Regions from separate parts of the Mus musculus genome. Here regions 2 and 3 are each linked to region 1. A link is a loop called in an ENCODE intact Hi-C map of the cell type or tissue named here. Cell type or tissue: heart. All regions are shown on one strand. Region 1 holds the start of Tcp11 (t-complex protein 11). Region 2 has its middle 4.2 kb from the start of Fance. Region 3 has its middle 4.5 kb from the start of Pacsin1.

Region 1 (8,000 bases):
TGACCTGTGTGCACACATGCGCAGTACTGCCTAGAGGAGTTGCTTTCTTTCACTTGTAGAAGTCAGGAAAATCTTTTCTTTTTTCTTTCTTTTCTTTTTTTTTTCCTTTTCCTTCCTTCCCTTCCTTCCTTCCTTTCTTTCTTTCTTTCTTTCTTTCTTTCTTTTTTTTTTTTTATTCAACAAATTTAATGAGAACTGCAGGAACCTAAGCCCCGCAAGAAACACAAAAGCCAAACAAAAGCAGTCTCCATGCTCAACAAGCACAATTTGGAAACAAAATAAAGAACAACACAGGTAGTAGTCGCCTTAAAACAGGAAAAACAAAACCAAAAAACAAACAGAAAGGATGTAGTGTTCAAAACCCTGGAATCGGAACAAACCAGGCAGAGCAGGAGAGCACAAGCCTCCGTGTAGAGATGAGCTGGGGTGACCATTGAAGAGGGTTCTTGCCACACACAGTCTCCAGCTCACTGCAGGCTGGCCCACTGCAGGGATGTGTAGACCACCTTCCCATCAGGCTGAGGGGAGCAGAGCAGCAGGGTCTTCCTGACACTGGTTCCCAGGCGGCCTGCAGAGAGCAGGTCCTGAAGTGGGATGGGGTCCTCAGCAGACCAGCACTGAGCAATGTAGTGAGCATGGAAACGCAGTGGATCACCAGGATACACCAGGAAGTCACCACCAAACTTCCCTGCTGCGCTGAGGAAGAAGCCTCTCTCCCACAGGTCTCGGTAGATGCTGTAGCGCAGCTCGTGGGCAGGACGGCCAGCATGGGGCCAGTCTTTGGACTGCACACGCCAGTCCAGAGGCTTAGCTTTTACAGGCCGAGGCCTGGCAGTGGCCAGCTGGATAAGCAGGGCTGATCTGGGCAAGGGAGTCACCCCATTTGAAGGTCCTGGTTGTGGAGATAAAGAATCTAGGGATGGGGCTGCTCCCTCCTGCTCCGCAGAAGGCTGGCCATCATCACTGTTCTCACTCCCTTGGGTAGCCTCACTTCCACCGGCTTCTTGGCCTTCTTCATCTGCCCCTGAATCCTGTTCCAGCTTCTGCTTCTTGGTGCCTGGCCCTCTATGATCTTCTCTAGAAGCTCCTGACGCCGGGTCTCCCGGGCCTCGGCTGCCAAAGTGTTCTGATCCTGGAAACTCTGCTCTTGCTGGCGTTTGAACGATGCTAGGGCCAAGCCATGGTTGCGGGGGTCCGGGCGAGGGGCGCTGACTAGGGTCACCGCGCCTATCTCGGCCAGGAGCCGGGCTTCTTCAGACAGCAGCAGAAGCGGAAGGCCCAGGCGCGAGTTCTGGCGGGGCCCGCGGGGCAGGGCGCCCACCGAGCGTCCTCCGACTCCCAGACGCTCCCGCAGCGCCTGCACGGCCTCGGCTCCCCACACCAGCGAGCGGCCATTTGCGACCTCCACCACCAGCATCTTCCTGCGGAGTGGGGGTGCGTCGCGGTCACCCAAACAGCCCCTCCTTCTTTCTTTCTTTCTTTCTTTCTTTCTTTCGTTCGTTCGTTCGTTCGTTCGTTCTTTCTTTCTCTTTTGACAACACTTGAATGTAAAAGACACCTTCAGACCAGTCAGGTTCAAAAACAAAGAAAATTGACTCAGCTGAGGGTGATGGCTTCCCAGCACCCAGGAGGCAGAGGCAGGAGAATCTCTGTGAGTTTGAGGCCAGCCTGGTCTACACAGGAAGATCAATGAGAGCTACACACACACAGACACATATATACACAAGAATAAAGTTGTCCCCCACCCAAAAAAGAAAAAAGCTTTCCCCTACCTCTTCCTCATGCACTTTTATTCTGAGAGCATTATCATCTCTCTCCAGTCTCAAGGCTACATTTTGTTATCATTATCATTCTTTGTTAAGACTTAAAAAACAAAACTAAACAAAAACAAAAAAAAAAAACACTTAGAGATGGCTCAGTGGTTAAGAGCACCGACTGTTCTCCCAGAGGTCCTGAGTTCAATTCCCTGCAACCACAGGGTGGCTCACAACCATCTGTAATGGGATCCCATGCCCTCTTCTGGTGTGTCTGAAGACAGCTACTCACATATATAAAATAAAATCTAAGAAAAAAAAAAAAAACGGGTGTCAGGTGTCAGTGGCGCAGACCCCAAGTCCCAGTGCTCAGCAGGCAGAGGCAGCCAGATCTCTGCGAGTTTGAGGCCAGCCTGGTCTACACAGCGAGTTCCAGAACAACCAGGAGAGACCCAGAGAGACCCTGTCTCAAAATAAATAAAAACAAACCCCCAAACGAACAAAAATTAAAATCATCTCTACACTCAGGAGGCACCGGCAGGAGGACCAGCCTGGCATATGAAAGAAGCTGTCTAAGCAAATAGACAAAAGTCCAGAGCAATTCAATAGAGAAAGGAGAGTCTTTTTTTCCAGCAAATGCTGTTGGAACAACCAGACAGCCACATGTAGAGACCTGGTTCTAAACACTGAAACGGGCAAACGGCATCCCATGTTTAGACTGTGGATTTTAAATCATTAGCAGCAAGAAATTAATCATCAAAATAGGAACCATGGCCAGGCGTGGTGGCGCACGCCTTTAATCCCAGCACTTGGGAGGCAGAGGCAGGCGGATTTCTGAGTTCGAGGCCAGCCTGGTCTACAAAGTGAGTTCCAGGACAGCCAGGGCTACACAGAGAAACCCTGTCTCGGGAAAGAAAAAAAAAAAAAAAAAAAAGAACCATGGCAAGCAACACATTTCGCCAAGGAGACATTCATTTGAGTTGTTTACTTGTTTGAGGTAGGGTCTCCCTGGATATCCCTGACTGGCCTGCAACTCACCATGTAAACCAAGCTGGTCTCCAGCTCCAGCTCCACCTGGCTCTGTTTCCCAAGTGCTGAGATTACAGGTGTGAGCGTGCCGAGTTTATTTTTAATATTTATCTGTTTATTGGTGAGGGCACATGTAATTAAACTCAGGTTGTCAGGCCTGGCAACAAGTGTCAGCCCACAGAGTCACCTCCCCAGCCCCCAGAATCCTTCGGTGCTGAATAACGACATCAGGAAGTCACATACAGAAACTGTAAAAGCCAATACCTGCTTGAAGATAAACTCCTTTCTTCCAACTGACAATCAAGCTTGGAAGCGTCATGGACTCTCTCCGTCATACCTGTAATTAGAAGAAGTTCTGGTGGACAGTTATCAACCCACACATGTCTGAATCTCCTCAGGGTCACTCGTCTGAAGGCCCCCGGGGTTATATCTGAGTCCACTCAGCCAGTCACTTGTACTTCCCCAAGGGCGTGCTAGAAATGCTCAGGGCAGTCCAACACAGTGAAGGCTAAAGTTCAGGCAGGCACAAAATGAAGCGGATTCAAAGATAAAGCTGTCAGGGCTGGAGAGATGGCTCAGCGGTTAAGAGCACTGTCTGCTCTTCCAGAGGTCCTGAGTTCAATTCCCAGCAACCACATGGTGGCTCACAGCCATCTACGATGGGATCTGATGCCCTCTTTTGGTGTGTCAATGATAGTGTGCTCGTATACATAAAATAATCAAGAAGGTTATTAGTATTGCACACCAGTTTGCATTGGGAGGCTCGAGGAAGGTTCCCTCCTTCTACCTTCTCATGGCTGCCTGGGCATCGGCTCAGTCATCAGGTTGGTGGGGTCGGGGGAGCTTAGCTGCTGAGCTGCCTCACAGGCCTGAAAAGGCACAATGTTTTGTTTTGTTTTGTTTTGTTTTGTTTGTTTTTCGAGACAGGGTTTCTCTGTGTAGCCCTGACTGTCCTGAAACTCACTCTGTAGACCAGGCTGGCCTCAAACTCAGAAGTCTGCCTGCCTCTGCCTCCCAAGTGCTGGGATTAAAGGCTTGTGCCACCACTGCCCGGCAAAAGAAAATAACTGTAGAGATCCCATAGGACAGCACTGTCTTTCTCAGAAGGAAACATGACAGAAGTATTTAGAGTCATGCCTGTATCCTCAGACAGTAAGGAAAAAGGAAAAAAACACACACACACAGAGAAAATTAAAAATGGAGGAAGTCTCTGGGTTTTACGTTTCAACAAATTGAAAATATTTCATGGTGAGAAAATTGACTGGACTTTGATAGAAAATCTAGAGTCCTTGGCTGGGTTATAAAAGCATAAACTACAGGCTGGACAGATGGCCAAGTGGTTAAGCCACTTGCTGCCCTTTCCTAAGAGCTGGGTTACCCTTGGCTCACAAGCATCTGTAACTCCAGTTTCAGGGCGCCCGACATCTCTTCTGGCCCTGAACACACACGGTGCACAGACATACCTGTAGACAAAACACCCACTCACACAAAGAAAAATAAACCTTTTTATAAAAACAAAGGTGACCGGACCCTGCTCTTCCCAGCATCTGTGCAGTCCTTCATTATCCCAGCCGAAATGGCTGGCATGACACAATCAGATCCGTAAACAAATCCGAGGTGAAAGGAAACCTTCAAAGCTACAGCCACTCCTCAAGAAACTCTCCAACTGCAAGAAGCAGCCAGTTCCGCCCAGAGCACTCCGGAACAAGGAGGGCTTAAAGAGTAGAGATTTAAGTGTGGCTACAATTCTTAAAAATTCAGATTGCCCCCCTAAAAAAAGAAAACTGCAACACAACAAAGCCAACGTGTTATACACAGTTCCAAATTTTTACAAAAGGAATTTGATTGTATACTCAGGAGTCACTGTACCTATGGATGCAACAGCCATTGTAAGAACTGTTTCCAAACCAGCAGCACCAGCACGCCCTGACCTTGAACCCCACAGGCCAGGTTCCTATTTGGATACACAACCCCAGCCCGAACCCAACCCACCCCACCCCACCCCTCCGGGTACACCTGGATCTTGTCTCAAGTCACAGCGTTAAGCAGCAGCGACCCCGCGTGGCCACAGAGGAGAGACTAACTGTCCAGCGTCACAGGAAATCCATGGCAACGCTTGTGCGGGAGCATTTGAAACGAGGGGGAGGGAGGTCCGGACCTGCAGTCCCCGCACTTGGGGGACCCTGCCTCAAGCAGATACCTAGCCTGTGCGAGCTCGGGGTCCCGCCGAGGTGGCCCTTTCCCGGGGATGGCGGAAGCGGTGCCCCACGCGTGACCGAGGGGAGCTTCGCTCGGGCGGAGGGCTGGGGACACCGGGAGGTCGGGCCAGTCCGCAGTCCTCCGTGGCCCACGGGACCTCGTGGCGCCGTCTTTACCCCGCGCCCCTGCGCGGACCCTGGGGTGAGGGCGGCCGTGCTCGGGCGACGGTTGAACCTACACGATCGGTGCCCCTGGGCGCTGCTCGCGCTCTCCCGGGTGTTTCCCCCGCGGGATTCACGGGAGGCGCTCTCTGCCGCGCCGGGCTCCTTCCGGGCCGCCCTCTCTTTCACGTCTGGCATCCTGGTGATGGTGGTGGTGGTGGTATCTGTGTGGTGACAAATGTTGGGGGCTCGTCAGGGCCAGGGGGGACCAGAGCTGGCGCAGGAAGAAACTGAGGCCGCAGCCCCGACGGACGCCCCTCCCCTTACCCCTCTCCATCCCTCACCACCCCTTGTCTCTCCCTCTCAGTATGCCTCTTCCCCTCACCTCCTCTTCCCCTCTCCCTTCCCCTCTTTCATCCCTTCCCCTCCGTGGCTCACCTCCGCCCTCCCCCTCCACTTTCTCCCTCCCCTTCCCTCTCTCCACTCAGCTCACTTCCTTCTCTGCCGGCCCGCCCGCTCTGGCTGGCTGGGCGGCACGGGGTGCGGGTGGGCTAAACCACTTGGGGGGATGAGGCAGGGGCGGCGTGGCTGGGTGGAGCCACTGAGCCCCACGTCGATGCTGTCACACACTCCACATCCCCACCCTGCGAACTGAGCAGGAGTGGGAACGCCCGGTGTTGCCAAACAAACAGCTTAGGTGTCCTGGCAACGAGGCGCGAGGCGCGTGGCAGCCCTCCCCACCAGCATCGCGACCCGCCACCGACCATCTGCCGCCACCTTGGGTGAGACCGAGACTGGGGCAGGACGGTCATCCCTATTGATTCCAAGTGTCAGGATCTGGGGCTTAGGGGTAGCCTGCAGAGCATGCACAGGGGTGCTAGCCTCGAACTGCTGACCCTACAGCCTCTGCCTGAGTGCTGGGGTCACCCGTGTGAGCCACCACCAAGGGTTCATGTAGTGCTGGGCATGGAAGGGACCTCATAGGCTGAGCTCCATTTCCAGATTCTTAAAAAAAATGGAGGGTGAGGCCTGGAGAGATGGCTCAGCTGTTAGGACCACTGGCTTTCTTCCAGAGGACCAGGGTTCGATTCCCAGCACCAACATGATGGATCTCGGCCATCTGCCACTCCAGTTCCTCGGGATCATACTTCCTATATTTACATATATTTACATACACGCAGGCAAAATACCCATACATATAAAATTGTCTTGTTTTACATATAACATTCTCTTGTGTTTTTTGCTTTTTTCCCAAGACAAAGAAAGTTTCTCTATGCTGCCCCAGCAGTCAGGGAACTCTTCTGTAGACCAGGCTGGCCTCAAACTCAGATCTTCCTGCCTCTGCAGGGATTAAAGTCTTTTAAATACCCACGCCTTGGGTTTGGGGAGAGAACATGGAGAGGGTGTTTTTCCCTCATATTCTTTCTGGCCTCTTAATTACTCTGACTTGAAGTCATCATAAAACCTATGCAAATGCATCCCATCCATGCAGTACCCCAGGCGTTCAGAAGAGGGCGTGCGATCCCCCGGAAATGGCTGTACCGCCTGATGCCGCTGCTTTGCTTGCCAATCCCTGACTTTGGAAAACCTGAAAGTAACGGTGCAGGCCTGTCACCCTAGCTACTGGGGAGACTGAGGCAAGAGGACAGACTGGCCAAGGCCTGCTTGGACTACACAGTTCCAGGACAGACGAAGCAACTAAAGTTTAAAGACAAAACAAAGCCAGATAATGGGTGCAACTTAGTAACAAAATGCCGGCCATGTTTGAGGGCCCAGGTTCAGTTCCAATACTGCAAGGTAGGATTTACTGAAAAGAATTTAAGGTTGTAGCTTGGTTGGTATCCCTGGGTTCAATTCTCACCGACCACCTAAACTATCTCCAGCACATACTAAGCTTCCTTCCTCCCTCCCCATTGTGCTTCTTGGAATTTCGGGGTGTGCTTCTTGGAATTTCCCTCCAGGTGGTCAACGGGGACGTGAACAGAAGCTACGCAGTGATGTCACAGCTTCCTGTCACATGAAAACTCGGAGTCTGGAAAGATGGCACCCAAGTGGCGGCCTAGAAATACCTGGTGCCCTCTTGTGGGGCCCCTAAGGGTGTGTGTGTGTGTGTGTGTGTGTGTGTGTGTGTGTGTATGTACACACACATACACATACATGCAGGGAAAACATTTTTTTTTATGACATGTTTTCTCTGTGTAGCCCCAGCTATCCTGGAACTCCCTCTGTAGACCAGGCTGGCCTCAAACTCCCAGAGATCTGCCTGCCTCTGCCTCCATGCGTACTGGGATTAAAAGCTTTCGCCACCACTGCCTGGCCTATTTGGGACTATTAATGTCAAGGAGAGAAAAAAAATTGAGCTTGTTTTTAAATAGTAGCCCTCCCGATAAAAGAATCAGTGCTATAGAGCTCTTCCCAGATGTCTGAATTCCCCTAGGAATCTATCTGTACTCGTAAAATAGCCGCTCTCTATATAACATCTGTGGGTCAGCCAAATGCACTAATGGGCCAAGGATCCAGCTTCCAATCCTGACCTCCTGAGTTCAATCCCCAAGACTCCCATAATTCCAGGAGAGACCTGCCACACACGAGCTGGCCTCAGGCTCCACACCTGTGCCACACCATGTACACACACACACACACACACACACACACGTGCGCGCGCACACGCACGCACACACATACACACAGTGTAATTAAAACTTTTAAAATCTGACTTCTCTTGGAGGGTTGTAGGGAGATAATCAGAGCAGGCATCTATGGTGGGGGTGGGGCTGAAGCAAGAAGAGGGGAGCGTGGAGGTGGCCGAGGAGGGAACCGAGGAAGGCTAAGGGAAGCGTTTTCCCAGAGCCAGGCA
Region 2 (8,000 bases), 230 kb after region 1:
CAAGGCAGGAGTGTAGCTAGCTAGCAGGCAGGCAGGCATGGCACTGGAGCGGTAGCTGAGAGCTCACATCTCAGCCACAAGCAGGAGGCAGAGAGAGAGACAGAGACAGAGAACTCGCTAACTGGGAGTGGTTTGGGCTTTTGAAATCTCAAAGACCATCCCCAGTGACACACCTCCTCCAACCAGGACACACCTCCTAATCCTCCCCACACAGTTCCACTAGCTGGGGACCAAGCACTCAAACATATGAGCATATGGGGCCATGCTCATGAAAACCATCACTTTGTTTATTTGTTTGTTTGTTTGTTTGTATGGCTGCATGCATGCCTGTGCATCGTTTGTATGCTTGGTGCCTTTGAAAGCCAGGAGAGGTGTTTGGATACACTGGAACTGGAGTCACAGATAGTGTGAGCCACCATGTGGCTGCTGGGGCCTGAACCCAAGTCCTCTGCAAGAGCAGCCAGTGTTCTAGCCCTTGTTGTGGATTTTTGAGACATGGGCTAGCCTGGACCTTGATATTGTAGCCCAAGCTGGCCTCAAACCTGAGTGCTGGAACTGAACCTAGTTCCTCCATGAAGCAGGAAGTGTTCCTAACCACGAAGCCATCCCTCCAGTCCCACATGGTAGCTTTTCTTGTTTGTTTTTTCAAGACAGGCTTTCTCTGTGTATCCCTGGCTATCATTGAACTCTGTAGACTAGGCTAGCATTGAACTCAGGGATCCTCCTGCCTCTGCCTACCTAGTGCTAGGATTAAAGGCGTGCGCCACCAGCACCTGGGACACTTGATACCTTTTTACACTGTCACTGTCTTCTGACACACCAGAAGAGGGCATCAGATCCTATTACAGATGGTTGTGAGCCACCATGTGGTTGCTGGGAATTGAACTCAGGACCTCTGGAAGAGCAGTCAGTGCTCTTAACCGCTGAGCCATCCCTCCAGCCCCATTGATATCTTTTTAATGGTTAAAAAATAATTTCCGGGCCGGGCAGTGGTGGCACACGCCTTTAATCCCAGCACTTGGGAGGCAGAGGTAGGTGGATTTCTGAGTTGGAGGCCAGCCTGGTCTACAGAGTGAGTTCCAGGACAGCCAGGGCTACACAGAGAAACCCTGTCTTGAGAAAAAAAAAAATAATAATTTCTGGGCTGGTGAGATGGCTCAGCGATTAAGAGCGGTATAATAATAATAAATAAATCTTTGGGCCAGAGTGAGCAGGTACTGAGCAAGCAGAGTTGACCAGAGTGAGTGGGGCAGACGAGAGTGAGCAGAGGTCCTAAAACTCAATTCCCAACAACCACATGAAGGCTCACAACCATCTGTACAGCTACCGTGTACTCACATACATAAAATAAATAAATCTTTAAAAAATAATAATAATTTCCACGTAGTTGAGCATGGTGGCTCACACATGTAGTCTCCAGACTTGTGAGGACTAAGAAATGAAGGTTGCTTTGCGTTTGGGCCAGCCTGGGCTATATAAGACCCCATCTCAACCACCCACAAAAGCATTTTATATAGTCTAATGGATCAAAATTATGTGTGCAGTGTTATCAACTAATTCAATCAATGTAAAGTATTTTAGTCTTCCTTTTATTTTAGGCCCTGAACACCTATGAATTTGGATCATTCAGGTGCTCATAGGTAACAGGTACCGTACTGGAGGATGCACAGTGGGTGTGAGAGATTCCTGAGACTTCCCCTTCCTGGGGCAGGGCCTGGGTGAGAGCCGAGTTTACTACAAAGCCTTGCATGCAGTTGGCTCTCTGTAGATGCCACCTGAGTGAGCAGAAAAGCTTCTGACAGGAACCATAGCCCCTCCCAGGAGCCTCAAGCCTGGCCACTCACACAGGAGTTCAAGGCCCCAGCACAGAGCCTCGCTCGACCCTGAGCAGCAGGAGATGCTGAGGGCAGATGGCACACTGGCCCTCTAGGATGCTAAGACCTGGAGGGCCGGGGGGCTCAGGAACATTTTGTGCCACCTGAGGCTGTTTTGGGACTGTATTGGGAGAGTGTGTGAGCCACCCTGGGGCCACAGTGGAAGGAGAACAGTCAGGATTCAGTGTTTGGCATCCCTGTGGATAAAATGTGGGCCTTTGACATCTTGCTCAACCACACCCACCGCCTGAGGTACCTGTGCCCAGGGCAGAAGAGCAACCAATGTTCCTCCTTGGATATCCTCAAGTCAGCATGGGAGGGCTAGCAGCAGGGGTGGGGGTGGGGGTGGGGTGAGGGTGGTGGGATGGAGGAATGGCCTCTGTCCAGCTCGAAGGTTCCATCAGCCTCATCTGCGGGACTTGCCTATGAACCACAATGGTACCTGGTCAGCGACCGACCGAGGAAAAGCAACGCCCCGGGGAACACTGGAGGGAGAGTGGGGCCTTCTGCGAGAAGAAAATAAGGATGCTACAGGCAGGTGGAGGTTAAAGTGGGTGTCACCAGTCACTTGTATTCCAGTTGGAAGGCTCTGGAAGGTCTGTTGAGCTCAGTACTGGAGGACTGGAATGAGAGCCTGTGGTGTGTGTTGGGGGGGAGTGAGGGGGGTCACCTATCATCACTGTGTGAGGTGAGGACCCTTCATCTCCCCAAACTATGGAAGAAAAAACAAAGGCCTGGTCTATGTAGCTTGAAGAGGCAAGTGGGATGTGGACTCCAGTGTTCGGGTCCAAGCTGGCACCAGAACAAAGAGGAAAGGAACTCCGAAGGAAGAGGAAACAGACTAGGTGGAGGAATGCTTAAGAGACCTATGAGGCTCAAGCCTGGCAGTGGGGGCGTGCACGCCTTTAATCCCAGTGCTCGGGATGGAGGCAGAGGCAAGCAGATCTCTGTGAGTTCCAGGCCAGCCTGGTCTACAGAGTGAGTTCCAGGACAGCCAAGGCTACACAGAGAAACCTTGTCTCAAAACAAGCAAAGAAAACAAAACAAAATTCAATGTCATCCTTGGCTACATAGCAAGTTTGAGGCCAGCCTGAGCAACAGGACACCCTGTCTCAAAAGAGTAAACCAAAACGTTAAAAAAGAGAGAATGAGAGATCTGTGGGTGTGTATACCTTTAATCCCAGCTCTTAGGGGGCAGAGCTTGAGGCCAGTTTGATCTACACACAGCCAGAGCTACATAATGACAGCCTGTCTCAAGCAAAACAGAAACAGAAGCCACTCAAAGCTTCCAGCACAGGTGTTAACGTGGCTAGTGTCACGTAGGGGCCAGGAAAGGGAAGTCCTGGGGCTCCCATGGGGCCACCTCCTGGAACCATCCTAGAGGTAGTTTTTGAAAGGGGGGGGGGAGTTGTTTTGAGGAATTTCTGCTGCCCCCTGGGTGCTCTGGGGGCCCCGTGTTTACGTGGGGAGTGGGAAGGGTCCAGATGGTCATGGATTTAAGAAGGCTTCGTGACAAACTCTTCTTCCGTGCACTCCCGACCCTGGCTGGCCTCCCTGAGGCTGACCTCAAGTGTCCACAACCCACTTTGGCCTCATCACTGAACATCCATTAGCCGGCAGCTGCACCAGCTAAGGCCACCCATAGCCCAATGCAGTGTTCTAACGTGGCTCCAGAGGCACAGCTGAGGGTCCTGTCCTTGTATATTGCTAGTATTTAAGTTGAAAAGAGGTTCGTGGTCCGCTGCTCTGAGACAGAGTTCTAGAAGGGTCTCCATTAAGGCGCTTCACTGCCACCTGCTGGAAGACGGTGGTATAAACGTCAACCCTACAAGTGGAAGGAGGATCCTCACCTCGCCACCTTTCCCACTTAAAGAGCGTGCTTTGGTACTGTGTATAACATGGAGAAAATCACCCACCAGACTTGAGAGTCCTTTTCTACTGGAAGAAAACAGCTTGAATCGGATTCTTCATCTCTCCTTTTAGCACCTTTCAAACAGATCTGGTTTCCACTGGAAGAAATATGTCACCAGGGGACCAGCTCTGAGGGTTCAAAGCCAAGTGCAGTTCCCAGTTTGCTATCTAGTTTTCGTTTGCAGTTTAAGCTCAGCAGTTCCAACTCGCAAGCCTAGTCTACTCTGCCATCATGGGCTCCTAACTCTCTGGAACCATAAGCCCAAATAAAATACTCTTATACCAGTTGTTTTGGTCCTGGTGTTGTTGTTTAAAGATTTATTTATTTTTTATGTGCATTGGTGTTCTACCTGCCTGTCTATGAGAGGCTGTCAGATCCTCTGGAACTGGAGTCACACAGTTGTGAGCTGCCTGCCAGGAATTGAATTCTGGTCCTCTGGAAGAGCAATCGGTGCTCATAAACACTGAGCCATCTCTCCAGCCCCTAGCCATGGTACTTTATCGCAGCAATAGAAAAGTAATACAAGCCGGACGTAGTGGCACACACCTTTAATCCAAGCACTTGGAAGGCAGAGGAAAGAGAACTTCTGAGTTCAAAGCCAGCCTGGTCTACAAAGTGAGTTCCAGGACAGCCAGGGCTACACAGAGAAACCCTGTGTCAAAAAAAGAAAAGAAAGAAAGAGAGAGAGAGAGAGAGAGAGAGAGAGAGAGAGAGGAAGGAAGGAAGGAAGGAAGAAAGGAAGGAAAATAATACAATATCCATGAAGGCTGGGGCTGGGACTGGGTCTCAGTATGATCGCCCAGCAGGCACAAGCCCTCAGTTTGCTCCTTGCTAGGAATATGGGCAGACACCCGTAATCCCAGTAGTTGGGAGGTGGAGGCAGGAGGCTCAGAAGTCCCAGGTCATCCTGAGTGACACATCAAGTTGGCAGGCAGCCTAGGTTACATGAGAACCAGTTTTGTTGTTGTTGCTGTTGTTCTTTGTTTGTTTGTTTGGTTTGGTTTTTCAAGACAGGGTTTCTCTGTGTAGCCCTGGCTGTCCTGGAACTCACTCTGTAGACCAGGCTGGCCTCGAACTCAGAAATCTGTCTGCCTCTTCCTCCTAAGTGCTGGGATTAAAGGTGTGCACCACCACTGCCAGGCTGAGAACCAATATTTTTAAAATATCCACCATAAATGTAATGCATTATATAAGAAATATAGATGATGTCTACCCTAATGTGACAATATTGTGCCATGTCCAACTTGCCAGACTTCACCTGTGAGTCTGTCCCCTATCAGCTATGGCTAAAGCCAAAGGCTTCTGGGTTTTTCTTTCTGCTTTATGGAGTTGGAGCCAAATCATTCCTAGAGACCAGCAAGCCAGAGAAAGATGTGCTCTTCCAGATTGTGCCCTGGCCTTGCTCCTGTACTTTTGGAGGGTTGGGGTGGGGGGGGGGGGGACATGCACTCTTCTTCCCTTAGCTTTCAGCTGCCAGGAGAACAGGGAAAGAGGCTGGAGAAATGCTCAGCGTTAAGAGTACTGACTGGGCAACAACAACAACAAAAATCTAGAGCCAGGCGTGGTGGCGCACGCCTTTAATCCTAGCACTTGGGAGGCAGAGGCAGGCAGATTTCTGAGTTCGAGGCCAGCCTGGTCTACAGAGTGAGTTCCAGGACAGCCAGGGCTACACAGAGAAACCCTGTCTCGAAAAACAAAACAAAACAAAACAAAAACAAACAAACAAAAAGTACTGACTGGGGGCTGAAGAGATGGCTCAGTGGTTAGAAGCACTGTCCCTTCTTCCAGAGGTCCTGAGTTAAATTCCCAGCAACCACATGGTGGCTCACAACCATCTAGGAAGGGATCTGATGCCCTCTTCTGGCCTTCAGATGTATATACAGTAGAGCACTCATGCATTAAAAAACTAAAAAAAAAAAAAAAGCACTGGCTGCTCTTCCAGAGGTCCTGAGTTCCAATTTCCAGCAACCACATGGTGACGGTGACTCACAACCATCTGTAATGGGATCTGATCGTCTGAAGACAGCTACAGTGTACTCATAGACATAAAATAAATAAATATTAAGAAAGAAAGAGGGGCTGGCGAGATGGCTCAGCGGGTAAGAGCACTGACTGCTCTTCTGAGTTCAAATCCCAGCAACCACATGGTGGCTCACAACCATGGTAATGAGATCTGACGCCCTCTTCTGGTGTGTCTGAAGACAGCTACAGTGTATTTATGTATAATAATAAATAAATCTAAAACAAAAGGAAGGAAGGAAGGAAGGAAGGAAGGAAGGAAGGAAGAAAGGAAGGAGAGGGGAGGGGAGAGGAGGGGAGGAGAGGGGAGGGGAGGGAAGGAAAGGGACCTGCTGGGTGAGAAATTTTAGTGGTGACTGGTAATCCCTTGGGGCTTTGCTTCAAACCCTCCACCTCCTCCCCTGTGAGCTGAAGTTTCCCAGCCTGGGGTGGGGGAGGAGGAGGATGCGTGGGTGTCGGGATGAGGAGAGGACCACAGTGAAGAAAGGCTCTTTACAAGTCTTTGATATTTTTTTTAAACTTTACTGTTTTGTAGAAGGATTTTGGTAGAAAAAAACAATAAGCTATAACTGAGCTGTCCCATGCTGTCTGAAGACTGTTCGTTTTTAGGCCCTGTCCCCAGGGACCATCTGCTTTCCTTGACTTCTGGGGGACTGCACTGTACATTCCTCAGGGGGTGAGGATATTGTCCTGGACTTCTCTGAATGTGGAAACCTAAACCAGGTTTAGAACTCTGCCCCACTTCTACCCAGATGACTCAAATGCGAAGCCTTAGGCAGTGAGGTCCTGGTTGAGGCTTGGGGGAGGTCCCAGCTGTACTTCTTAGGGCCCACATCTGCCACAGTTCCTCTGTGGAACACCGAGAAAGGAGGTTACTAGAAGAAGGCATTTTCTTTTTCTTTCTTTCTTCCTTCCTTTCTTTTTTTCTTTCTTTCTTTTTTTTCTTTTTTTTTTTTTTGTCTTTTTGCCTTTTCTCCCACTTTGTGAAGCAGTAAAGACCTCACCTTTTCCAACTAATTCTTTTGAAATAAATAGTTTGGCTTAGATCAAAATCAGCTCAAAAATGCTGCCATGGGTTCCCATGATAGAGTAGAAAGCCAATGTCCTCTGTGTGACCTCAAGCCTGGTAGCCTCTCTGATCTCCTCTTCAGCCACCCTGCAGCTCCAGGGCCGTTGCCCTGTTTCTTCTCTTCCTGTAGCAACCTCCCTACAGACTCCCTGACCTGGACCTTATTGGGTTCATTTTGCCTGGTCATCCTATTATAAGGCATCTCAATTTATCTCCTTTTTTTTTTTTTTCTTCCTGAAAGTAACTGTCACGGTCAAAATATTTGATAATTTGTGGCTGGGGAGATGTCTTATCAGTTAAGAGGCCATATTGCTGTCTCACAGAGGACTAAGGTTCAGAACACATACATACTATATACACATAGAGATATTTCCCAGCTACACATACACATACGCCCCATACACATGAGTAAAAATAGAAATGTAAAAGGATAGGAACTAGAGAGATGGCTTAGTGGTTAAGAGTGCTAATTGTATTCGTAAAGACTGGGGTTTCTCAGCATGCGCGTGCAGTCTTAACTGCCTATAACTCAAGTTTCAAAGATTTTGATTTTCTCTTCTGACCTTCCAGGTCTCCTGCACACATTTGGCCCACATACATATATATACACACAGGCACACACACACACACACACACACACACACACAGAAAAGGCAAAATGGAAACAGAGTTGGAGGGATGATGGCTCAGCGGTTAAGAGTATTAGCTGCTCTTGCAGAGGACCCCACATGTAAATTTACAGCCGCTAACTCCAGTCCCAGGACATCCCACGCCCTCTTCTGGCCTCCGCGGGCACTAGACATAGTGCATTTACATATATACAAGCAAATCACCCATACGCATAAAATAATTTTTGCTTTTTTTTTTTTTCTCGAGACAGGGTTTCTCTGTATAGCCCTGGCTGTCCTGGAACTCACTCTGTAGACCAGGCTGGCCTCGAACTCAGAAATCCGCCTGCCTCTGCCTCCCGAGTGCTGGGATTAAAGGCGTGCGCCACCACGCCCGGCATAAAATAATTTTTGAAAAGAAACATTTTAAAAAGACGTGGAGAAGGACTAAGATTAGGCAGCAGTATAGTACAGCCGCTCCATCAAGCGCGGATCAGATTGGCTCCAGACGCAGGAAC
Region 3 (8,000 bases), 430 kb before region 1:
CACACTCTTGCACACACATACATGAATACATATAGACTGTACTCATATGCTCACACACAGACACATACCCATACATGAGTTCACAAAGACTGTACTCATGTGTATACACACACACACACACACACACACACACACACACACACACTCACACATAGACACATACACACTCTCAAACTCTCTCTCTCTCTCTCTCATGCACACTCACGCATACTTGAGAGCCAAAACAAAAGACCCAAAAGCAGTAAAAAGCAGAGAAGCAGAGAGCAACAGGCGCCGGGCGTGGTGGCGCACGCCTTTGATTCCAGCACTTGGGAAGCAGAGGCAGGCAGATTTCTGAGTTCGAGACCAGCCTGGTCTACATACAAAGTGAGTTCCAGGACAGCCAGGGCTATACAGAGAAACCCTGTCTCGGAAAAAAAAAAAAAAAAAAAAAAAAGGAGAGCAACAGACTAGAAGGTTCCATGCTGAGCCCTGAGGCAGTGTCTTCTGTGTAAACCCCATCTTTTCCCAATGGGATTTGATTCTGGAGGAAGAAGCTAGTGATAGCTGTGATTTAGAGAGAGAGAGAGAGAGCTCTACAATTAAACAGGAAAACTGGGCTTGAGACCCACTGATGTCCCCAGACATCTGGGCAAGTCACTTGTGGTGGTTTGAATATACTTGGCCCAGGGAGTGGCACTATTAGGAGGTGTGGCCTTATCAGGAGGTGTGGCCTTGTTGGAGTAGGTGTGTCTCTGTGGGCTTTGAGGTCCTCCTCCTAGTTTCCTGGAAGTCGGTCTCTCCTGGTTGCCTTCAAATCAAGATACAGAACTCTCAGCTTCTCCAGCACCATGCCTGCCTGGATGCTGCCATGTTTCTGCCTTGATGATAATGGACTGAACCTCTGAATCTGTAAGCCAGCCCCAATTAAATGTTTCCCTTTTATAAGAGTTGCCTTGGTCATGGTGTCTGTGCACAGCAGTAAAACCCTAACTAAGACATCACCCAAGCTTGTAGCCAAGAACAAGGGTGTTCGACCAAATGTGTCCTCTATGGCCATAAGATGCAGGTCTGGAGCAATGGGCTCAACATCAACCCAGACCATTTCCTTATCAAAATAAGGTGGGTTTCAAAGTAGCACTAGGTGTAATGGTTAATCTTTTTTCTGGGAGGCAGGAGATGGAGACAAGATTTCTCTGTGTAGCCCTGGTTGTCCTGGAACTTACTCTGTAGACCAGGTGGTCTTGAACTCGCAGAGATCCGCCTGCCTCTGCTTCCTGAGTGCTGAGATTACAGGCATGTGCCACCACACTTGGCAAGACCCCGTCTCAAGTATAATATTGAAAGAAAACAGCACCTGGGAGAGACTGGAGACACAGCTCTGTGGCTGGGGTAACACGGTGGGCAGGGCTCTGTGGCCAGGTTGGTAAGGCACATGCTAGCATGCAGGAGCCCTGGGCTTGATCCCAACTCAGTAGAGATGGGGCTGAGGTGTGCACAGGTGTAATCTGTGTGCTGCTGAGGAGAAGCAGGAGGGTCAGAGGGTCCTCAGCACCAGGGCATGTTCAAAGATCTCTTGTGCTACACAAAAGCCCGTGTTAAAGCAGCAAAGTTGGACGAGGAGTGAGTAGGGCAAAGCCCTGGTGGGTCTACTTCCAGGTCCCTTAACTAAAACCTGAGGACCCAGGCTGGACATGGGCGTGCCGCCCAAGAGGCATGACAACAGAATGAGGGACATTAGACAGAGACACCCGCATCAGGAATGGTGGTGCATGTCTTTGATCCCAGCACTAGGGAGGCTGAGGTAGGCAGAGCTCTGTGAGTTCAAGGCCAGCCTGGTCTATATAGTGAGTTCCAGAACAGCCAGGGCTACATAGAGAATCCCAGAAGAGGCCATCAGATCTTATTACGGATGGTTGTGAGCCACCAAATGGTTGCTGGGATTTGAACTCAGGACCTTTGGAAGAATAGTCAGTGCTCTTACCCACTGCGCCATCTCTCCAGCCCCCCCCCCCTGTTATTTTTGTTTTTAAAAGGCTCAACAGTACATAGATTTGTATCCACCCGGAGCTGGTACAACAAATGTGTTCTCACTGCCAATACACTTTGTGTGGCTTCAGGCCCAAGGCAATAGATCCAGCCGACCCTGGGTTGAAACCACGAGCCAAAAGAAACCCCTTCTCCTTTGAAATGGGTTCTCTCGGGTGTTTGTCACAGTGAGGAAAGGTTAACAAACTGTAGTAAGAGGTTAGCCGTGCACCAAAGCCTTGGAATGCGGCAGAAACAACATCCTTTCTGAACTACGACTATTTTGTTTTGTCTGATTCTTTGAGGCAAGGTGTTGCTCTATAGCCCAAACTTACTTGAAACCCTTGATCCTCCTGTCCCAGTGTCTTGAGCTCTAAGATTTCAGGTGTGCATCATCATGTCAACTCCAAGTGTTAAGGTTAAGAGCACATGAGATTGAGAGTGGAGCAGCTAAGCAGCTAAGGGTGCTTGCAGCCAAGCTTAACGACCTGAGTTTGATCCCCTGGACCCCTATGGTGGATGGTGAGACCCAATTCTCAAAAGTTGGCCTCTGAGCCCAGCAGTGGTGGCGCATGCCTTTAATCCCAGCACTTGGGAGGCAGAGGCAGGTGAATTTCTGAGTTCGAGGCCAGCCTGGTCTACAGAGTAAGTTCCAGGACAGCCAGGGCTACACAGAGAAACCCTGTCTTGAAAAACCAAAAAAAAAAAAAAGTTGGCCTCTGACCTCTATATACCCACTATCCCCTCCCTGACACAAATAAATAAATAACTTAAGGAAAGAATAAAATCAGAGGTACAAGCCTGAGGGACCTGAGTTTGAATCCAGGAGACCCCATAAAGTTAGATAGAGAACCAACTCTATGATATTGTCCTCTGACCCCGCCCCCAACACACACTGATAATAAAAAAAAAAATTAAAAAAAAACAATAGGGGCTGAAGAGCTGGTTAAGAGCACACACTGCTCTTGCAGAGGACCGGGACACAGTTCCCAGCACCAAGTGGTGGCTCACAACTGTAACAGCTCCAGTGGAGTAGAGCGCTGTCACTGGGGCAGTGGAGGCAGGAGGATGAGAGGTTTAACGCTATCCTCAGCTGCATAGTGCGTCCAGGCAGTCTAGGCTACTACCGAAGACCTTGACTAAAAAAAAAACGTAAATCTAAACCCAAACCAAACAGGAATTCCGCTTGTAGTTAAGGTACTGTACCACTAGGTGGCGAGGGCGTCCAGGCCATAGCCACAGGACCGCAGCGACGTCGAGCCCTCTGGCTTGAAGTAAGCACCTAGTCCAGTCTGCTTTTTCTTTCTGCCTCAGTCCTGCCTGGATTGGATTCACAGCTCCAAGGCTTTCCAGCTGTGTGACATCACACAGGCTACCTAACCTCTCTGGCCTCCATATCCCAGCCTGTACCATGATGGTCAGTAATTACAGCGTCCCCATGGTTCCTATGCCTCAAATTCAGAAAGAACCCGGTACAGGGACGGCTCTGTTTGTTTGTGTGTCCTGGGTAAGCTGTCTCCGGGGTCCTAAATCTGGGTACCCCTAAAGGTTAAGGGTTTCATGCAGGAGGTGTGGTTTCCAGCCATAAGTCAGTGGCAGAGAAACCATTGCAAGGCTCCTGACATCTGGTCTCAGGGTCCAAGGTGCGGCTGGCAATCGTCCCTGTCCACCAGGCAGGTGACTCACTGTCCGAGAGCTTGAAGCGAGCTGACGGCGCCATGAGGAGAGAGAGCCGGAAGGCCGTCCCTCAGCACTGCCCATTCCCACGTCAGGTTGCTGAAAGGGAGCGTAGAAAATAAAACCCTGTCCTAGGCAGCCTAGACCCAGCCAGACTCCCGGATCCATCTTGCCCAGCCTCCAAACAGGACTCAAGGTGGCAAGGACCAGATCAGAGCTCAGAGATCTGTTTATAGCCCCAGCTCTGTCACTGAAGTGCTGTGTGACTTGGAACGAGCCTCTTTCACTCTCTGGGCTTCAGAATCCCATCTACCCACAGTGGGATAGATCCCTGGCCTTCCTTTTCAAGCTGTGGAAAGAACAGGGGTGGTTGGCCTGGAGGTGTGGACAGTGCCTGTTGAGCATGCGCAGAAGGCTCGGCAAGTAAAGGTGCTTGCTGCAGATGCCTGGTGGCCTGAGTTCAATCCCGGCTCCTGGAGGAAGAACACTGGCTCCCAAAAGTTATCTTCTGACCTCCATCCACACACCGTGGCACTTGTGCTCAAACACACATATGGATGCAGGGCACACACACAATAATAATAATAATAGATAATTGTTAGCCAATATGGTGGCACATGACTTTAATGCCAGCACTTGGAAGGCAGAGGCAGGCGGATTTCTGAGTTCGAGGCCAGCCTGGTCTACAGAGTGAGTTCCAGGACAGCCAGGGCTACACAGAGAAACCCTGTCTGAAAAAATAAAAACAACAAACAAACAAACAACCCAAAAAACAAAAACCAACAACAACAAAACCGCAAACTGGGCATGGTGGTGCATGCTTGCAATCCCAGCACTGTGGAGCGAGGGTAAGGGTCAGAAGTTGGACCTCACCTGCAACGGCTCAAGACCACCATAGGAAGATACACATGACTGTCTGAGGGAGAGAAAGAGAACTCAAAACGGCTCTCCTTCCCCCCCCCCTTTTTTTTTCTATAGGAAGACAGGGCAACTGGAGTCTCCCTTCTGCCCGGCCCCCTCTTCCAGGCCTAACACGCAGTATCAATTACCAATCCATTATTCATTCATTGATTTATTTATTTCCGCGCCTTTCAGTGCTGGCCTGCCTTTCTGTCCCTACGTCTTTTGTGTTTCGCTGGCATCTGCAAACCCCTCAGGACCAGCGCTGTCTTCCTTCTGCGTGGCCCAGAGTCTGAGGGAGGATGGACCAAGGGAGGTTCAGGGCTCTGGGTGGGAAGGACAGCCCCATGGAAACATACAGGGGTCAGATCTCCACGGGGCTGAGAGAACGTGAGGCCAGGACACGAGAGACGTGGGAAATGCTCAGAAAAGGAAGAGTTGCTGTGCCGGAAACGGAGGGCATCTGTATTGAAGCAGAGGCGCAAAACGGGAGGGAGGGTGGGGGAGGTACGCGGAACAGGAAGGGGTCGGGGCGGGGCGCAAAGCAGGAAGGTGGGTTAGGTTCACCTTGGACAGGCAAGCAGAAGGTCTGCAATTAGAAAGTCTACAAGGAAGCTGGTCTAAATTGGGAAGTGTGGACATCCCGCGTCAGTTCCCGAAACATTTTATTTTAGGTTACACAGTGTGTGTGTGTGTGTGTGTGTGTGTGTGCGCATGTGTTCTGAATTCAACCCCAGCCACACCTCAGCTCTGCACAGAGAGCCCCTGGCTGCCTTCTGTCTTTACCCTCTCTCCTCTCTACTTTTGTTTGTTTGGTCTTTAAAAGAGACTGCTTTGTTTTTTAAGGCATGTGTGTCTGCTCAGGACTCTGCGCACACGCACACGGGTGCAGGTGTCTAATGAGTCCTGCAGAGGGCGTGAGGATGCTCTTGAGTTGAAGTTACAGACAGGTGTGAGCTGCCCCATGTGGGTGCTGGCAACCAAAATTAGGGCGTCTAGGAGAGCAGTAAGTTATCTTAACCACTAAGCCTCTCTTTGTTAGTTAGTTAGTTAGTTTGTTTGTTTTGTTTTGTTTTGTTTTCGAGACAGGGTTTCTCTGTGTATCCCTGGCTGTCCTGGAACTCACTCTGTAGACCAGGCTGGGCTCAAACTCAGAAATCTGCCTGCCTCTGCCTCCCGAGTGCTGGAATGAAAGCTATATACCACCCTACCGACCTCCTGTTGGATTTTTCAAGAGGCCCAAGATGACCACAGACTCCTTCTGGACCACTGGGGTTACTACAGGCCTGAACCACTGTCACCAGCTATGTCACCAGCTATGTGCTGGGGGCCTAGGGCTTTGGGTGTGCTCAGCAAGCACTCAGCTAACTGAGCCATGTTCTTATGCCCTCCCAGTCTCCTGACGGACCTACAGCTCTGTGAAGGTTGTGCTTTCTCCCAGCCTCCGGCTTCTCTTCCCCACTCTATCATAGCCTTCTATTCAACCCTCCAAATGTCTGACCGTCTAGGGATATATCCTGTCTGGGAAGTTTGGGGCTGTGGACTCCACTGGCTTTTTTCTTAAAAGTATCATCATCTTCACCATCATCACCACCACCATCATCATCGATGCCTCTCTGCCTTCTCAGCCCTCACACACACACACACACACACACACACACACACACACACACACACACCCAGCCCCCCAGGGCTCCAATTTGTCTCCATGAAAATACTTTACTGTCTAGCATGACAATGACAAGGGGAGGGGCAGGCTTTTCTAGCCTTTCCCTCTTCACACCTCTGTGAGAACCTCTGTGGGGAATCAGCCTCTTGATGTGAAAACACTTCTGCCATAAGGGGTGCATTTGCACAGCCCTGGGAGAGAGCACTGGCTACTCAGACCGTTGTGGTTATAAATTCCGAGCAGCAGGTGGATACTCCACCTCCCTTGTTTGGTTCCAGCCATCATTGAAACCATGAACAGAGCCCCGTGTGTGTCCGTGGCTCCCCTACACCCCAGCCACTCCACCAACAGCTTGTCACACGGTTATCAAGATAAGGCGACTGAGTCAGGGTGTTCCCCAGACAGCTGTCCCACCCTCGTGAGCCTCACAGCCTTGCCTGGGGCTGATGGTAAACTCCAGGTTGGGGTGCGGGGAAATAGGAATCAGGGTGCTCAGGCAGGCCTGGAGGGTGGGCCTCATCAGCCCCAGGCTACTGTATCAGCCACCTGTCTAACCTGGATTTCAGCTCTCCTTCAGCACCAGGAGAAAACCTTTCCGGACAGCTCTGCCCAGAGCTCTCAACCTTCCGTGGAACACCAGCCACTGTGGTGGTTAATCTGGACTTGATTGGATCCGGAAAGAAGTAAGAGACTCCGGGTAAGCGTGGAGGGAGTGGAGGGCGTTTCAGGGAGGAACTGACTGAGGGGAAAAGAGACTCTCCCGTGGTGAGACGTGCCTCCTTGGGGTGGCGTGACGTAAGAAGTTGGGGGGTGGGGCACCGTACCCTTGCCTTGCCCACCTTGGCTTCATGCTGGTGAATGCATCTGCTCTGCTGCTGCTGCGGCCGCTGCAACCAGAACCCCACGTTTCAACCTTCCAAAGTCCCCTGAAGGCCTCTGATGACTCCGGGGCCTCTTCAGGAATCCTCCATGCATTCAGTGCCACACTGGGACTCCTGAGGAACCCGGTGTCCTGGGACAGCTTCGGGATTCTCAGCCTGTCCTGCATGCAGACGCTTGTATTGTTTAAGCCGATCTGATAAGCCCCTTCGTAAAGTAAGAGTCATCCATTCTATCCCTCGGTTCCCTGACTAATAATACTTGACTGTCTGGTCCTACCCTAGATGAGATGCTGCCTGGTGATGTCTTAGTGATGTCTTCTTCTATGCTCTAATAATATAGCTTGAGGACTAGAAAGATGGCTCAGCGGTTAAGAGCACTGACTGCTCTTCCGAAGGTCCTGAGTTCAAATCCCAGCAACCACATGATGGCTCACAACCATCATGCACCTATAACGGGATCTGATGCCTTCTTCTGGTGTATCTGAAGACAGCTACAGTGTACTTATACAAATAAATAAATCTTAAAAACAAAACAACAATATAGCTTGAAACTGTCCATGGAATTCTTAGCAAATGAACGAACACTGTATGCAGGCATTCCTCTGGGCTCCTGAACTGGTGAACTTCAGAGCTCACGGTTAGCCTCACCACCAGGGGTTCAGGAAGACTTCCTTCTTCGAACCCTGTGAACATCCAGGTCTCTCAAGGTAGGGAGGGGCAGAGGTGGGCAGTTTTCGCCTCCTGGTCTTCCTTCTCTGGTTTGTGTCACACTCTGGACACATTGAATGAATCCTCTGCTCTTCTGAGTCAGGCCCCACTCCCTGGGGCAACAGTCCGGCTCCTGGAAGCAGTTAGAATACAAGGCA

The links. A loop is a pair of places that touch in the nucleus more often than their neighbours do. Peaks named below come from ENCODE experiments on the same cell type or tissue, not always from the same donor. Only the 100,000 strongest peaks of a DNase experiment are listed, where the experiment ranks them.
Region 2: a loop joins it to region 1, with 2.2 times the contacts of the local background. A loop is called at or near these places in 8 of 42 quality-filtered maps.
Region 3: a loop joins it to region 1, with 5 times the contacts of the local background. A loop is called at or near these places in 5 of 42 quality-filtered maps.

Annotation. Positions count from the first base shown.
Region 1 is chr17:28,074,939-28,082,938 of GRCm38, forward strand. Tcp11 (t-complex protein 11) reads right to left here and starts at 5,701. Exons shown (of 10, transcript NM_001085555.1): 1 at 5,637-5,701; 2 at 5,221-5,367; 3 at 3,048-3,120. The coding sequence starts at 5,341. It also overlaps the pseudogene 4930526A20Rik. In heart, CTCF peaks have their summits at 4,854 and 6,643 (motif pointing right); DNase peaks (open chromatin) are centred at 4,863 and 5,693; H3K4me3 peaks cover 1,562 bases; H3K27ac peaks cover 1,219 bases.
Region 2 is chr17:28,305,349-28,313,348 of GRCm38, forward strand. No RefSeq gene overlaps it. Among named protein-coding and RNA genes, the nearest start is that of Fance, 4.2 kb to the right of the region's middle. In heart, CTCF peaks have their summits at 3,669 (motif pointing left), 7,674 (motif pointing left) and 7,934; DNase peaks (open chromatin) are centred at 3,643 and 7,743; H3K4me3 peaks cover 581 bases; H3K27ac peaks cover 1,413 bases.
Region 3 is chr17:27,647,108-27,655,107 of GRCm38, forward strand. No RefSeq gene overlaps it. Among named protein-coding and RNA genes, the nearest start is that of Pacsin1, 4.5 kb to the right of the region's middle. In heart, a CTCF peak has its summit at 3,219 (motif pointing right); no DNase peak of the experiment used is centred here; H3K4me3 peaks cover 41 bases; H3K27me3 peaks cover 2,042 bases.